2 separate regions of the Homo sapiens genome follow, and region 2 is linked to region 1. Evidence: chromatin loops called from intact Hi-C (ENCODE). Cell type or tissue: heart left ventricle. All regions are shown on one strand. Links, peaks and the distances in the headings refer to the core of each region. The heading gives the core; the rest is flanking DNA.

What was found. A loop is a pair of places that touch in the nucleus more often than their neighbours do. Peaks named below come from ENCODE experiments on the same cell type or tissue, not always from the same donor. Only the 100,000 strongest peaks of a DNase experiment are listed, where the experiment ranks them.
Region 2: a loop joins it to region 1, with 30 times the contacts of the local background. A loop is called at or near these places in 74 of 110 quality-filtered maps.

The regions. Positions count from the first base shown.
Region 1 is chr16:52,907,564-52,915,902 of GRCh38, reverse strand. No RefSeq gene overlaps it. Among named protein-coding and RNA genes, the nearest start is that of CHD9NB, 140 kb to the left of the region's middle. In heart left ventricle, for the core only: CTCF peaks have their summits at 2,951 and 3,150 (motif pointing right); no DNase peak of the experiment used is centred there.
Region 2 is chr16:52,188,395-52,196,733 of GRCh38, reverse strand. No RefSeq gene overlaps it. Among named protein-coding and RNA genes, the nearest start is that of CASC22, 66 kb to the left of the region's middle. In heart left ventricle, for the core only: a CTCF peak has its summit at 5,003 (motif pointing left); a DNase peak (open chromatin) is centred at 4,993; H3K27me3 peaks cover 558 bases.

The DNA of each region.
Region 1 (8,339 bases), core at 79-8,078:
TCGCTTGAACCCGGGAGGCAGAGGTTGCAATGAGCCAAGATTGTGCCACTGCACTCCAGCCTGGAGACAGGGCGAGATTCCATGTCAAAAACAAAACAAAACAAAACAAAACAAAAAACAAACAAAACCAATTAAGTAGATTACTCTGCTGCCAGGGAAACCCGACCTGTGACAAAAGACTTTTTCTTCATTGCTAATCAAGCATCAAACATTCACAGAAGAGCAGGTCTATGAGGACAGATAGGCAATAAACCTTGAAAAACAAATGGAAATCAATGAGTGCTGTTCTTGAAATGTCGTTCCAGAAATGCCACTGCTTTCTCTGCCCATACCCTCACCCATAACCCCAGCTGAATGCTTGCAGTGGCATGTTTCGTACCATGTGACCCAATTCCTTTTACCAAGTTAATTGCACCAGAGTTGAGTACCTGATCCAGGGATAATTCATCCACGGGGTAGCCAGTAATAAGTGGTTTGGATCCTCTGGTGCAGAAATGTGATGAACCAGGTCAATTACATTCTCCACTCAAAAATTTAGAATGGGAAGACAGAAACTGAGCTGGTTAGCTCTTGTGCGCAGGGAGAGGGTAGTAGGGACAGCTTGGGAGTGGCAACTACGAGCTCTGTGCAAGAGGATGCAGTTTAGTAAGAGAGTAGGATGTAGCAGATGCATTGAAAGAAGTTGAGATGAGGAAAGACAGAGTTGAGGCTGGGAAAAAGGGGAAACTTGATTCTTCCTGGCTTCCCAATTCTGGTTCCTGTGGGACCTACCTTTGCTTTGGGTCTTACCTTTGTGTTCCTTGAGATACCTTGGAGGAGATTTCTCAGTTGAGCTAGGTTGAGTGGATCTTTTTCTTGCAACCAAAAGAGTCCACCTAGAATTGAGGTTTGAGGGGCATTACTTTCTGTTTGAATAATAAATGTCACTTTTTTTCTTGAATTATTAGATACTTCTATGTATTATTTTTCTCTCTCCACTTAAAACTGTGAGCTTTTTGAGGTGAGTGTTCTCTATACTTTAGGGAAGGCTATTGATACATTGTAGTAATAATAACAATAGCTTAGTTTTTACTATGTGCCAGACACTGAGCTAGGAGCTTCATATCCACTACATTTACTAATAAATGCTCCATTGTGAGTTATTGAAACAGGAGAGTACCCTGATTCCCCTTGCAGGGTGTGTGACAGATGTGTGGCTCACCTGCCTGATCACCCCGCAGCAGCTCAAACCCCTAGGGGGAGCATGCAGATGGGCAAGTGCAGAGGCCGAGGTGAGCACTATTGGGCTCTGGCCACATGGCAGCTTCTAGGGGTGGGTGTCTGTGACTCCCAAAGCCCAACTGGGTGTGTGTTACAAAGCTCTTTCAGATTTGCTGTCTACAGATGGCTTGTGTGTTAATCAGCTCAATGGACCTTCTGCCTTACACAAGGGCAGAGGGCCAGTGTGACAGCCTTCTGTATCCTGAAAGAATCCTGAGCTCTTGCCCAGTATCCCAAAAGAATCAGATCACACATGAGCTTGAAGGATGAGTCCAAGATGTTATTGAAGGGTGGAGGTGGCTCTTAGTGAGACAGATAGGGAGCTGGATGGGGGATGGAAGTGGGAAGGTGGTCTTCCCCTGGAATCGGGCCGCCCAGCAGCTGGACTCTTCTCCAACCTCCCCTAGCTGAACTCCCCTCGGTGTCCAGACGTTCCTCCTCTTCTCTCTTCCTCTGCTGCATCATTCCACTGCTTCTGGTCTGCTAGTCTGCTGGTCTTGATGTTCAGCCACTTGTGTGTGTGCCCGCTAAGGTCTCTGGTTTATATGGGTACAGGATGGGGGGTGTGGTGGACCACAGCGGTCTTGGAAAATGCAATGTTTGGGTGCAAAAACAGGAGTGCCTATTTTCACTCAGATCTGTGGGCACAGGACCAAGGGTGGAGCCCTCACCAGAGACCCTGCTCTTTTCATGTATCATTATTATTATTATTATTATTATTATTATTATTATTATTATTATTATTGTCATTGCTATTAATATCACCCTAGTTACCCCAAGTATACAACCAAAGGAAATAAACTTGCAATACAGCTGGAGAAAGAAAAGAAATAATTTATTCTTGGGGTAGTATTTTTTCCTTAAAATTTCTTTTTCTTCTCAGCAAACTGATACATGCTTATTAGGGTTTTTTTTTCCAGTTGCTATTTACTTTTATTTTATAAGACATTTCTGTCCCCTAGGCTGGAGTGCAGTGGTGAGATCATGGCTCACTGTATCTTCAACATCCTGTGCTCAAGTGATCCTCCCACTTCAGCCTCCTGAGTAGCTGGAACTACAGGCATTTACCACCATGCCCAGCTAATTTTTGAATTTTTAGTAGAGATGGGTCTTGCTATATTTCCCAGGCTGGTCTTGATCTCCTGGACTCAAGCAATCCTCCCATCTCAGCCTCCTAAAGGGCTGGGATTACAGGCATGAGTCACTGTGCCTGGCATTATTAGAGAAAATTTGGAAAATACAGACAAACACAAAGAAGAAAAAAAGTCATCCTTATTCTATTACAGATGACCATTGTGAATACTTTGGTGCATACCCTTTTGGTTACATAGACATGCACACACACACACACACACACACACACACACACTCTGTTTTGTAATTTTTTTTCCCACTATACAATCTGACCATGCCATTAAATGTGCTTTTAGGACATAATTTTAAAAGAGCTGTGCAATATTTCTCTATATGATAAGTGTCAGGAAAGAATTATAAGCCATGTAACAAAAGACCCTGGGAGGTTGGACCCTGGGGGATTGCAAACTCCTGCCTCTTTTAAGGGTCCTAGGTACATTTCCACCTGGAGCACGGGCAAGGGCTATATGACCTCTGGAGGGCACTAGGTTTCCAAACTTCTGAAAACAAGAAATCCTTGCATATCCTTTATATTCTCTTCCTTCTGCTTCCGTCATCTCGTGTTGCTTCTGAAAATTTTTGCTCTCGGATGCTTTGAAGCTTCTGGAAATTGGTGCCTTGGGGTTGGTCTGTACACGGTCTGGGTTTCAGGGCCAGCTGCAGATGGCCTGTCTCCTGGACCTACTTTTTTGTCCCCAGTTGAGTCCTGGATACCCATTAACTTCCCTGCACAACACAAGCAGCTACCAGCAGATGGTGCTGTGAGCAAGTGCGTCTGCCTAGGTGTGATTTACACAAGCCCTTGAAGGCTTTAAATATTTATCCACAAAATTCAATAAAGCTGTTCATCAAATCTAATGCTTAGAATTTGGGCAGCCCATGAAAATATTATAATATTTTGCCCGAGGTTCCAGAAATCTCTTCTGTATGGTGTGTTTGTGTATTCAGATTTCTGATATTTGTTTATCATCAGCGGGAAGGAATTCATGTGACACATTGTAGGTTTTTTGCATGAGAGCAGGCCTGGGAAATCTTTGTAAATTTTTTCTCCAGATATTGCAGGGATTGCAAGCTCCTTACCTGACTAGGAGGTCCTTGAGGTTAGACACTGGGTTTGATTCTTCTTTGTATCCTCAACATCAAGCAAGTGCCCGGCCAAGAGGAAGTGCTCCATGAACAAATTAATTCAGGGAGGGAGCAGATGGATAGGTTATTTTTTCTTTCAAACTGTGTGTGTGTATGTGTGTGTGTGTGTTATTGTCCTTTCTCCCTCCCACCACTCCCGCCCCCAGAGGAGTTTGGAAATGCATCTGGTTGTCAAAATGATTGGGTGGATGGATGAGTGAGAGGGGGTCTCCACTGCTATTTAGTGCACAGGATCAAAGGACATTGAACATGCAGGAGACAACATGCAGCTCCCTCTTTAAGAATCCCTGTATGGCTTCTTTGTAGCTGGTGATGTTACACAAGCCACATAACTTCTCTGAACCTCAGTTTTCCTTATCTGTGAAATGGAAACATAAACATTAGCCTGATTAACCCATAGGAGTGTTGTGGGTTTCAAATAAGTAACGTATTTTTCAGCACTTTTTGCAAATTATAAAGCATTATATGGCATATTGACCTTCTTTGGTCCTTGGGGATGAATAAGCCTGGCCTCATTGACCATGGTGCTGGAACCAGCTGAGGCCCAATTTGTACAGGTAGGAGTCAAACCTGTATCTACCTGAATCTTCAACATCTCAGGCACTAGTTCCACTCTCCTTCCTGTTGCTTCTGTCTCACATCAGAACCGTCTTTGATTCCTCCTTCTCTTTCATCCCCAGAGTCCAATCCCTCAGCAGTCATATCCATTTTACATTAAAAACTTAGCTCAAATCTGTTTCTTATCCCCATCTTCCTTACTTCCACCCTAGGCTAGCTGTGGCTTTTGACCTCCTGAGTGAACCACTGAGTGAAACCAATCTCAGAGCTTCACTCTTGCCCTCTGATATGGATTGGCTCTGTCTCTCCACCAAATCTCATGTCAAGATGTCATCTCCAATGTTGGAGGTGAGGCCTGGTAGCTACTTGTGTTGTGTGGGGAAGTTAATGGGTATCAAAGACACAACTGAGGACAAAAAGGCAGGTCCAGGAGGGACAGACCATTCGCAGCTGGCCCCAGAACTCAGACCCTGTGCAGACCAAACCCAAGGCACCAATTATTGGGAGCTTCAAAGTGTCCGAGAGCAAACATTTTCAAAAGCAACATAATATAAAGGAAGCAGAGGGAGGGAGGATATTAAAGGAAATGCAAGAATTTTTTGTTTTCAGAAGAGCTTTGGAAACCTAGTGTCCTCCAGAGGTCATGTAGCCCTTGCCCCTGCTCCAGGTGGAAATGTACCCAGGACCTTCAAGAGAGGCAGGAGTTCCTATGGAGCCTGCAGAACCATGGGCCAGTTAAACCTCTTCTCTTTATAAATTACCCAGTCTCAGGTATTTCTTTATAGCAATACAAGAGTAGACTAATACACCCACCCTACAACACACCTCTACACAGCAGCACAGCGACCTTTTAAAGATGCACACTGGGTTCTGCCACCTTTCTGCTTAAGACCCTCCATGGACTTCCCATTTCCCCTGGAACTAGAGTCACTCTTTCTGTTGGCGTATGAAGGCTCGCAGGTTCTGTTCCCCCCTAACACCTTCTTGGACCTTATGACATAGCACTGTCTCCTTGCTCACCACAGTGCTAACTCCCAAGCTCTTTTCTGCCTCACGGATTTTGCCCTTGCCTTGCTGTTCCCTCTATCCAGAATGCTCTTTTCTAGGTCTTACATGTTTTCAAATCTCAATAGGGGAGTCAACCCTTGGAAAGACTTCTGCTGGCCTCTCCATGTAGGTTCTATCCTATTATCTTATTTAATTTCTTTTCCAATGCCATCACTCTCCAAAATTACTCCATTTGCTTTTATCTGTTTATTAGTTTACTCTATTAAAATGCTATTGCCATGAAAGCAGGCACCTTCTTTGAGGTGTCCCTGCTGTGTTCCTAGAACCTGAAACACTGTCTAGCACGTAGCCAGAGTTTAGTAAATGTTTGCTGATGAACAGAAGGGCGGTTCTGGCTCAAGGTTTCTCATGGGGTGGTTGTCAGGCTGTTGGTCAGGGTTTAGGCTTGACTAGGGCTGGAGGATGCACTTCCAAGATGGCATGCTACATGGCTATTGGCAGCAGGCTTCAAGTCTCTCCAGAGTTTCTCATGATACTGAAGCTAACTTCACTTGGAACAGGTAACCTGAGAGAGAGCGTATGAGGGGAAAGCTGTGATGTTGTTTATGATCTTGTTATACATTGTCACATCTGCAATATTTTTTCTTTCTTTCTTTCTTTTTTTTTTTTTTCTGTTTTTGAGACAGGGTGTCACTCTGTTGCCCAGGCTGAGTGCAGTGGCACAATCAGGGCTCACTGCAACCTCGACTTCCCAGGCTCAAGCAATACTCCTGCTTCAGCCTCCCAAGTAGTTGGGACTATAGGCACATACTACCACACCCAGCTAATTATTTATTTTTTTTGTAGAGATGGGGTCTTGCTATGTTGCCCAGGCTGCTCTCAATCTCCTAGTCACAAGCAATCCTCCCGCCTTAGCCTCCTAAAGTGCGGAGATTACATGTGTGAGCCACCATGCCTGGCCTGTTTTTTGTTTGTTTGTTTTAAATATAAGTTGGGATTTGAAGGTAGAAGAATTAGGTCACATTTGCCACATTTTATTTGTTAGAAGAGAGTCACTAAGCACAGCCCATACTCAAGGGGAGGGCAATTAGATACCACCTCTTCGTGTGTTGAAGAATTGGCGGACCTGAATGTGAACCACCACATTCAGGTTGTCAGGAGCTAAGCCTAGTGCTCTTTTGGTCAGCCATAATACTTCTCCACTGGGCTTCTAACCTTTTAAAGTACAGCATTGATGACAAGGTGGCAAGAGATAAAAAAATGGACGACTAAACACAACGAGCCCAATGAGCTCAAAGAGACTTTTCGAGCCAAAAGAGACTCAGCCTAGTGGTGTGGGATCCGTAGCATCCTCTGTCTCCGAAGTAGGTGCTGGGAAACAAACGTGCAGGCCTGATTTCTTTTTTCTTTCTCTTCTTACTGACTTAACTTTTTCAACATTGATATTTGGTGGTGAGTGGCACAGATATAGCTTGGCCCTCAAGCTACAATCAATGAGGCCCCTGTGATAACAACACAGAGGATCCAAAGCCAAGGGAAACACATCTCAGAGAATCCTCGCTAATTGAAGTAATTAAATCAGCAGGAAGCCATCTGAACAATTATCACACTACAAGGAAAAACTCATTTGAAGCCCTTAGAATAAACATTCTAATAAATAGCTATTAGTTTATATTTGTAAATACCAACGGCCTATCAGGAAATTTGCTAATAGATTTTTAATTAAGGGGAACCGCACATTTATAGTAGTGCCACACTGCCTTCTGTTCAATATCCTTCCCTGGCTTGCATGTGGAGCCTTGGGCTCACTTTGAAAAATTGCCTTGATCTCTCTTGGCCAAAGTGGCTGATAATTGTTTTTTTCTGTTTGGATCTTAGACTAGGTTATTCCATCAGGAATTAGTTTCAGTGCAGTGTCTATGTCCCCACAGGTAGAAGAACCAAAGACTTGTTACCTTGAGAAAAACAAGAGGGCCCTTATAGAAATCTATTTGATAGGCTGGGTGCAGTGGCTCATACCTGTAATCCAGGACTTTGGGAGGCCGAGGCAGGAGGATTACTTGAGACCAGGAGTTTGAGACCAGCCTGGGCAACATAGTGAGACCCTATCTCTACTAAAAATTAAAAACTTACTCAGGTGTGGTAGCACGTGCCTGTAGTCCCAGCTACTTGAGAGGCTGAGGTGAGAGGATTGAATGAGCCCAGGAGTTTGACACAGCAGTGAGCTAGGATCATGTCACTGTACTCTAGCCTGGTCAATAGAGACCCCTGAAAACCAAAACACAAAACAAACAAGAAATCTATTTGATCTGTACATGAGAACATTTCCTTCTTGAAAGCTGATGATAATTTTTCAAGGCAGTCTTAATAGTTTACTTTTTTTTTTGAGACAGGATCTCGCTCTGTTACTCAGCCTGGAGTGCAGCGGCACAATCTCAGCTCACTGCAACCTCTGCCTCCCAAGTTCGAGTGATTTTCCTGCCTCAGCCTCCCTAGTAGCTGGGACTACAGGCATGTGCCACCACATATAGGCATGTGCCACCACATACAGGCATGTGCCACCACGCCTGGCTAAGTTTTTGTATTTTTAGTAGAGATGGGGTTTCATCATGTTGGCCTGGCTGGTCTTGAACTCCTGGACTCAAGCGATCTGCCTGCCTTAGCCTCCCAAAGTGCTAGGATTACAGACACGAGCCACTGTGCCTGGCCTAATAGTTTGCTTTCTAGAAGGGATTATTTGTCCTTTTTGAAGTTCCTCTCAATACAATATCCCATTAATTCTCACCAAAACCTTGTGAGGTATATAACCCACTTACGATTATTCCTACTTCCTGGACGAAGTCTTCAAGGCAGATGTGATTTAATGTCACCCAGGAAGTCAATGGCAGAGTTAGGACTAGAACCCAGGCCTTCTAGAATAACTGCTTGTCTCACTTTAGCTTAATGTTTCCTGATCCACCTTTAATACGGAGGGGCCTCACTATCTGGGCTCACCTTCAAGAATCTTGACTTTTGTCAAGAAAAAAAAAGCCATTTGGACATACACAATTTTACATACAAATTCAGGGGATTTGATCACCGCTTGAAAGTCAATGGTAGAACCTGGAATATCTATTAAGATAAGAACCGGCTGGGCGCGGTGGCTCACGCCTGCAGGAGGCAGGCAGATCACGAGGTCAGGATATGGAGACCATCCTGGCTAACACGGTGAAACCCCGTCTCTACTAAAAATA
Region 2 (8,339 bases), core at 280-8,279, 720 kb after region 1:
AAAGAACAAAGCTGGAGGCATCATGCTACCTGACTGCAAACTATACTACAAGGATACAGTAACCAAAACAGCATGGTACTTGTACCAAAACAGAGATATAGACCAATGGAACAGAACAGAGCCCTCAGAAATAATGCCGCATATCTACAACTATCTGATCTTTGACAAACCTGACAAAAACAAGAAATGGGGAAAGGATTCCCTATTTAATAAATGGTGTCGGGAAAACTGGCTAGCCATATGTAGAAAGCTGAAACTTGATCTCTTCCTTACACCTTATACAAAAATTAATTCGAGATGGATTAAAGACTTACATGTTAGACCTAAAACCATAAAAACCCTGGAAGAAAACCTAGGCAATATCATTCAGGACATAAGCATGGGCAAGGACTCATGTCTAAAACACCAAAAGCAATGGCAGCAAAAGCCAAAACTGACAAATGGGATCTCATTAAACTAAAGAGCTTCTGCACAGCAAAAGAAACTACCATCAGAGTGAACGGGCAACCTACAGAATGGGAGAAAATTTTTGCAACCTACTCACCTGACAAAGGGCTAGTATCCAGAATCTACAATGAACTCAAACAAATTTACAAGAAAAAAATACAAAGAACCCCATCAAAAAGTGGGTAAAGGATATGAACAGACACTTCTCAAAAGAAGACATTTATGCAGCCAAAAGACACATGAAAAAATGCTCATCATCACTGGCCATCAGAGAAATGCAAATCAAAACCACAATGAGATACCATCTCACACCATTTAGAATGGCGATCGTTAAAAAGTCAGGAAACAACAGGTGCTGGAGAGGATGTGGAGAAATAGGAACACTTCTCCACTGTTGTTGGGACTGTAAACTAGTTCAACCATTGTGGAAGTCAGTGTGGCAATTCCTCAGGGATCTAGAACTAGAAATACCATTTGACCCAGCCATCCCATTACTGGGTATATACCCAAAGGATTATAAATCATGCTGCTATAAAGACACGTGCACACGTATGTTTATTGCAGCACTATTCACAATAGCAAAGACTTGGAACCAACCCAAATGTTCAACAATGATAGACTGGATTAAGAAAATGTGGCACATATACACCATGCAATACTATGCAGCCATAAAAAATGATGAGTTCATGTCCTTTGTAGGGACATGGATGAAGCTGGAAACCATCATTCTCAGCAAACTATCACAAGGACAAAAAACAAACACCGCATGTTCTCACTCATAGGTGGGAATTGAACAATGAAAACACATGGACACAGGAAGGGGAACATCACACACCGGGGACTGTTGTGGGGTGGGGGAATGGGGGAGGGATAGTATTGGGAGATATACCTAATGCTAAATGATGAGTTGATGGGTGCAGCACACCAACATGGCACATGTGTGCATATGTAACAAACCTGCACGTTGTGCACATGTACCCTAAAACTTAAAGTATTATAATAATAATAATAATAAATAAAAATAAAAAAATAGATGAGTAAGTAATTCCCTACCCTCAAGAATTTCATCCATTAGAGTGGAGATAGATGAATATGGAACTAAGTTCTGTGATGTGCCAAACTCTTGGTATATCATTAGTGCTCAATGACTATTTATTGAATGCATGCCTTGTTGAAGGGGAGCAGTGGGCAGTGGGATTGCCAAGGAGGAAGTCATTAATTTTTCCTGAGGGTGGTCAGGAGAAGCTTCCCAGAGGCGGTGGCTTTCCAGTAAAAGTGGCTTGCCCTTCATTAATTCTCTAGCTATTTATAAGCCCTGGACAGTCTTCTGGATACATGGTGATGGTCAAGGCCGACAGAGCCCTTGATCTCATGGAGCTTCTATTCTAGACAGAGAAGACAGACAACAAGCCAGGAAACAGCAACAGTAGCAGGCAATGTCAGGTAATAACAGTCGTGTGAAGTGAAAGGCAGACACTGCGTTAGGGTGAAGTTTCTTCCACCTGACTTCCGAGAGCAGCAAAGTTTGTCAGGCTGAGATAAGAAAAGCATCTGGGGGAGGAATAAGAGCCTGAGTGAAGTCACAGGTGGCTGGTGTGCTCCAAAAAAAACTGTGGAAGGCATGGCAGAGCAGAGAGCATCTGGAGCCCAAAGGGAAACCTGATTTGATCACTGGCCCAAGGTACCTCTGATGGGGTTTTGAATGAGGCAGGTATGAGGAAGCACTTTACATAGTTATTCTGTATGTTCCCTCCTCCAGCATCAATCTGCAGGTCTAAAAGCCCAGCCAATCATCGGCAAGTTTTGGACCTTCTGAAAAGCGAGGTAGATGTGAGTTCAGTGACAAGGTTGCCAGGCAAAATGTTGGATATCCACTTAAGCTGGACTTTCAGATAAACTTGCAATAATTTCTTTTAGTGTAAGTATGTCTCAAAAATTGCATTTGAATTTGAAAGTCCAGTTTAACTGAGTGTTTCACATTTTCACTTCCCTAAATCTGGTAAACTCTATTAAGGAGCTGGGAATACCAGACCCAGATGCCTGTGTCATTTTGCAAGGACTCTGAGATTAACTGAGAGAACATTGGAGAAAAACAGTAGTCCTGTTTTGGTTTTATTCCTCCCAGGACTAATAAAATTATTTGTTAAATAGTTTCTTTCTTCTGGGGATCCAGGAAGATGATTGTTAATGAATATTTAACTAGAATAAAGAGGGGACAGGCAGGATGGCTTATGCCTGTAATTCCAGCATTTTGGAAGGCTGAGGCAGGTGGATCAGTTGAGGTTAGGAGTTCAAGACCCCCGTGGCCAACATGGTGAAACCCCCTCTCTCCTAAAAATACAAAAATTAGCCAGGTGTGGTGGTTGGTGCCTGTAATCTCAGCTACTTGGGAGGCTGAAGCAGGAGAATCACTTAAACCTGGGAGCCAGAGGTTGCAGTGAGCCAAGATGGTGCCACTGCTCTCCAGCCTGGGCAACAGAGAGGGACTCCATCTTAAAAATAATAATAAAATAAAATAAATAAACAAATGAAATAAAATAGAATAAAGAGAAACAACCATACTTTCGATGACTGCTGTAGGAGAAGGCCTCTCATAAGGGTTTCACATTGGGAAGGGTGGGGTGCAAAGTCCATATATCGGCTCTTTTGGAATTCAGTGTGGTTGAAGGAGGTTGGCACAGTGCCTGTGTGTTCAGTTGCCCCAGGACAGTCCTAACTTACAGTCCTAACTGTTGTCCCACAGTGATCATGAACAGTGCCACCTTTCACTCTCAAAAATATTCTTCTGGTTTTCAGTGATAAAGGATGTGACCATTTCATGATGTGGCCAATAAACTCTGAGAACTGGGCTGGACTTTTTATAAACTGGGGGTGCCACATGACCTCACTGAGCCTCCCTTTCTTTATTTGTGAGTGATGGGGCATTGGGAAAAACTCTGAGCTCCCTTCCCAGCTTTGAGACTCTAATTTTGTGGATGTCTCTGGGCACAGCTAATGGTAAGAGGGCATTTGTTTACTTTCAGTTTGAAAATGATGTGATTTCAATTTTCATATACGCTGTGTCTGTTCATGCTAGCAGGGTTATATTAGTTTCCAAAAATCTTTCAAGAGAGAAAACTTAAAATTTTTGCTTTGTCCTTGGGATATGGAGACCAAATGCTAGGTAGTACCTGAAACAACTAGAGTTTCAGTGAATAAAGAATCGCAAGTGACCAAACATAACATTGGCTAATGTGAGCCCAGTTATGTAAGCAACATTTTAGATTTAACAAAATTGTGTAAGTGATACCAGAATATAATTAAATTTCTACCTTTTTACTCCTCTCTTATCTATGATGCTCCCCTAAACCAGGTTTATGTAAATCCTTCCAGATTTTGAAATACAAATCTGTATTTGCATTCATTTACATACATAGACATATAGTTTTTTAAATGAAAAATATGTACTTAACATTTTTAGTACATTGCTATTAATAATTTTCAGCCATCCTTCTCTTTCACTGAAGACAGATACATCGCAATCTTTTTCTTTTTTTAGCTGTGTGGTATATCAGAGTGTGGGTATATCAAAATATATTGAAATAATCTACTGATAGAGATTTAGTTTGTTTCCAATTGTCTGCTATACATGCACATACATATGTATATTCATGTAGCATACATTCTAGAAACAGAAAATTTCATCTTAATAGTTATTGCTAAATTGTTATTTTAAAAGGCTCTTTTGATTTGCATGCCAAATTGGGGGTGTGTTCCTGGAACTTGAAGAGAAATTTTGCATGAAAGCAAGGAGTCAAGGTGTTGGTTTGTCCTGAAATTTAGCTCTAAGTAATCTTTTTTTTTTCTTTTCTTTTTGGCAGTGATTCCTTGATCTGTGCAGTTGGATCAAACCTAGACCAAATTCAATCTTACTTATGTATAAACTTGGTCGCCATGACCTTGTGATTATCTGGGGAGTGATTTCTTGGTGTAGGCTGCAGTCCAACTATGAATGACCCTGATGGGAGAACACTTTTATCCTTCCATCTATAGAAGCTGAATTAGGCTTACTGGGATTAACTGGGACTGAAGGACTTGTTCATCTACTTTAATTATCCTGCCAATGAGAGCTTTTTTCCAGGCTGGATTTTGGATCACAAGAAGAATGGAGGCTGAAGAGACTGATAGCAGAGCTCAGTTAAAGATCTTATAGAAAAGGCGCTCAGAAGGGAAACTCTCGCCTAATGTAGTAGATAAGATTTTATTTTCTTTTTTTCTTTTCTAAAGGAGAGGCCATATTTAAAAACAAAACAAAACAGGTGCATTTTGTAAACTTTGAGTGTTTTGGCTCGTTGATGAAATTATTTCTCTAAGAAACCACATGAAAAGGCAGGAAGAAAAAAGGTATGGTTTTCTTTGCTCTAAAGCAAATCAGGCTTTTCTGTACTGAAACTTGCACCCATAAAGCCAAAGTTAACAAAAGGATGAAAGCTGGGAAAATTGAGGGACTAGGAGAGCTGAAGACAAAGACTGGACAAAATGGCCATCTTGCCATCATTGTGTTCTCTGCTGCCCTCTAGTGGTGCTGCGGGGGAATTGGGTGTAAAAATGTCTGAAGGTCATCCTTATGGAGCTGAATTGTAGAAGAGCGAAAGGCGGCATAAGGTATATCCCTTAAAGTGGCCCATCTTGTCAAATAGCCTGTCTAATGATGAGGGAACAAATATTGTCTCATAGAAACCATAAAACAGTGGAGCGTATGCTGCAATGAAGCTATCTAATAGTAGAAAAGAAAAATTATGGGAAACAGGACACCCTTTCCACCTAATTCAGTGCAACATACATATATTCAGCAAAGACCCTGTGCCAGATTCTGTGCCCAGCACTGGAAATGCAGGGAAGAATTCAACATGTCTCCTGGGTTTGGGCTGATCCAAATGTAGAGGGTGGGCACAAAAGAACAAGTGAGATTGCAAATAGCCGTATAAGAGGCATTTGACAAGACGTTTGCTCTTGATAGTAATTCCTCAGTCAAAATGAGATTACTCATGGAGCATTTTCATTTGTTCTAAAATAGGAAAACATTGCCTTGATCTGGGTAGAGGTGACAGCTCAGGGAATGGATAAAGTTTTCTTTCTTCTCTCTCTTTTGTAAAACACTGAATTTGGGCTGCTGAGATGGCACAACTATGACAGCTCAAAGTTTTAGTCTTGGTTTGAAGATGAAAGCCAAATCATGTACACGAGTTCTTTATTCCTCTGCAAAATAAATTCCTCTGTGAACTACAGGGAAATAAAAGGCTCTACTGAGGGGGATTGTCACACTGAATTGCAGCAGAGTCAAAGATGGCCACCTGCCCCCCATCTGTGCAGAGCTGTGCCTGATGCTCCTGAAGGAATCTTTTGTAGGCTCCTCCCCATCATCAACCTTAGGAACCCTCTTTATTTAGGGACATGGGCTTTGCTAAGGAATTCTCTCTTTCAGTTCTTTTGCTATCAGTTCTGGATTGCATTTAGTAAGAATTGATCTTCCACTCTTTGCATTAACCAAGAAGCAAGAGAGAGCATGAGGAAGAGTTAGATTAAAGGTGAGGGTTCTTTTTCAGTATCCAGAGAAACACTAATGTAAGTGTGTGTGTGTGTGTGTGTGTGTGTGTGTTTGTATTTAGGGAAGCTACTTGTACCTTAATCTGGAATTTATTAGAAGACCAAGGACTAAATCTCTTTAGCATCCATTCCCCTGCCTTCTTGCATTCACATTGGACTTTTTAGGGGCAATCAGTCCTTCTTACCCTCTGTCCTTATGGCTTTAGAGTTCATGCCACCTCTGACAGGTAAACCATAACTGGCCACTCAGAGTGTGACAACCTCTGGCAGCGTGATAAGTTCAGGGAAGGGCACAAAACCTGGACTGGACCAATCAGGGAGGTTGAGAGACTCCATTTGGGGGTGTTTATGGAAGATCTTGGGGCAAAGCACTGTGTTTATTCTGGGGTTTCTTAGTCATTTCTTGTATTGCTATAAAGAAATACCTGAGACTGGGTAATTTATAAAGAAAAAAGGTTGAACTGGCTCACAGTTCCACAGGCTGTACAAGAAGTATGGTGCTGGCATCTGCTTGGCTTGTGGTGAGGCCTCAGGAAAGTTACAATCACGGTGGAAGAGAAGGGGAAGCAGGCGTCTCACATGGTGGGGGCAGGAGTGAGAGAAACACTGATGGGGGAGGTGCTACATGCTTTTTAAATAACCAGATCTTGTGAGAACTCATTCACCATCATAAGAACAATACCAAAAGGATGGTGCTAAGCCATTCATCAGAGACACCTCCATGATCTTATCACCTCCCTCCAGGCTCTACCTCCAACACTGGGGATTACAATTCGACATGAGATTTGGTGGGGACACAGATTCAAACCATATCATGGTGTAAATAAAAAAGATGGGACATAAGCATGGAGCTGTTGATATCTTTCCGTCACGAAGAGATAAGTTATCTAAGAGTGAGACCACACTAGAAGAAAAAAACAAACTTGATGTGATGGTCCTAATGACACTGTTTGAGTTCCTGGATACAGTCATATTTGCAGCCTCATATATCTAGCCATGAACTTTTCAGTTAAGTGAGCCAATCTTTTGTCTCCTTTGTGTGCACTGAATCACTTGAAGGATTTGTTAAAATACCTATTGCTGTGCCCCACCTCCATGTTGGTCGAGGGAGCTGCCTGTGAACTTGCATTTCAAATGATTTTCCAGGAGATGCTGGTGCTACTGGTCTGGGAACCACACTTTGAGAACCAGTGGCTTATAATCCTTTTTTTTGGTTTCTGCTACTTGTAACCAAAATGTCCTGACTGATACCAGAAGATCTTTCTAAATGAGAAAGAATCTCATTCTTTGAAGAATTAATAGAATAAGATCAAAAAGAGTGTATGGGACCTAGTCAATAAGCACTTGAAAAAATGACATGGCCACAATTCATGGGGACCAATCTGACACTTTCTTTAGGGGGTTTTCCATTCTGTTTCTACTCACACCTGATCCCTTTTTGTGGCTAAAGGCAAAGCCAATGGAATATACGACAAATGAGCAAAAACAGCAGGACTAATACGTGTTTTATCAAAGACTTAAAATGCATGCATTGAGAAGATGCACATTTTTTCACTCTGATCCAGTCTGTCAATAAAATGCTTTTCATGAGAAACATCAAAGCCATTTCATCTGCAAATTTCATATTTTTGAATCCCTTAATCTACACTGTTGACAAAAATTTCTGTCAAGTGCCTCAAACCATTGTATTAACAAATTTCGTTTTGTCAATCATGATTTGGCCTGCTTGCAAATGCATTTTGTACTATTCCGCTCCATCTTGCAGGAAGAATACCTAACAGGCAATGCCTCAATCTTAATATTGAAAGCAAGTGAAGAGGGAAAGTAAAAGTGGTGTCAGAGCCTGTTCATTTAGCACATTGATCAGATGTCCCTGTGCATTTTAACTAAATCCAGCTTATCTGAAGTCTTCCCTGGGTAGTGCAAGCCACAGTGAAAGTAAGGGTATTATAACTGATGAAATCACACAGTGTTGTTCATACCTTTCTGTTTGGCCTTATTTGTTCATCACAGCCTTTCTGTCTTTACCTTCAAGACTTCTTATTGCGGTTAGTTCTGGTAGCTTGTATCACCGTTCACAAATGTCCCTAATTGCAAATTCAGGAGGATGGCATCTAGATTCCAGTGTCTTCTGATTCCACCATAACTTCATTCTAATTATCATGTCACTAAAGCAAAGAATGGTCACTAATGTTTTCCAGAGATGCTGTAAGAGCATCTTACTGTTTCTGCTCAAGAGGAAGCTATGGTGGGTGATCTCAAGCTTGAGATGTTTGTTTTCTGCTTTGCTTCTTCCTAATTCTTGG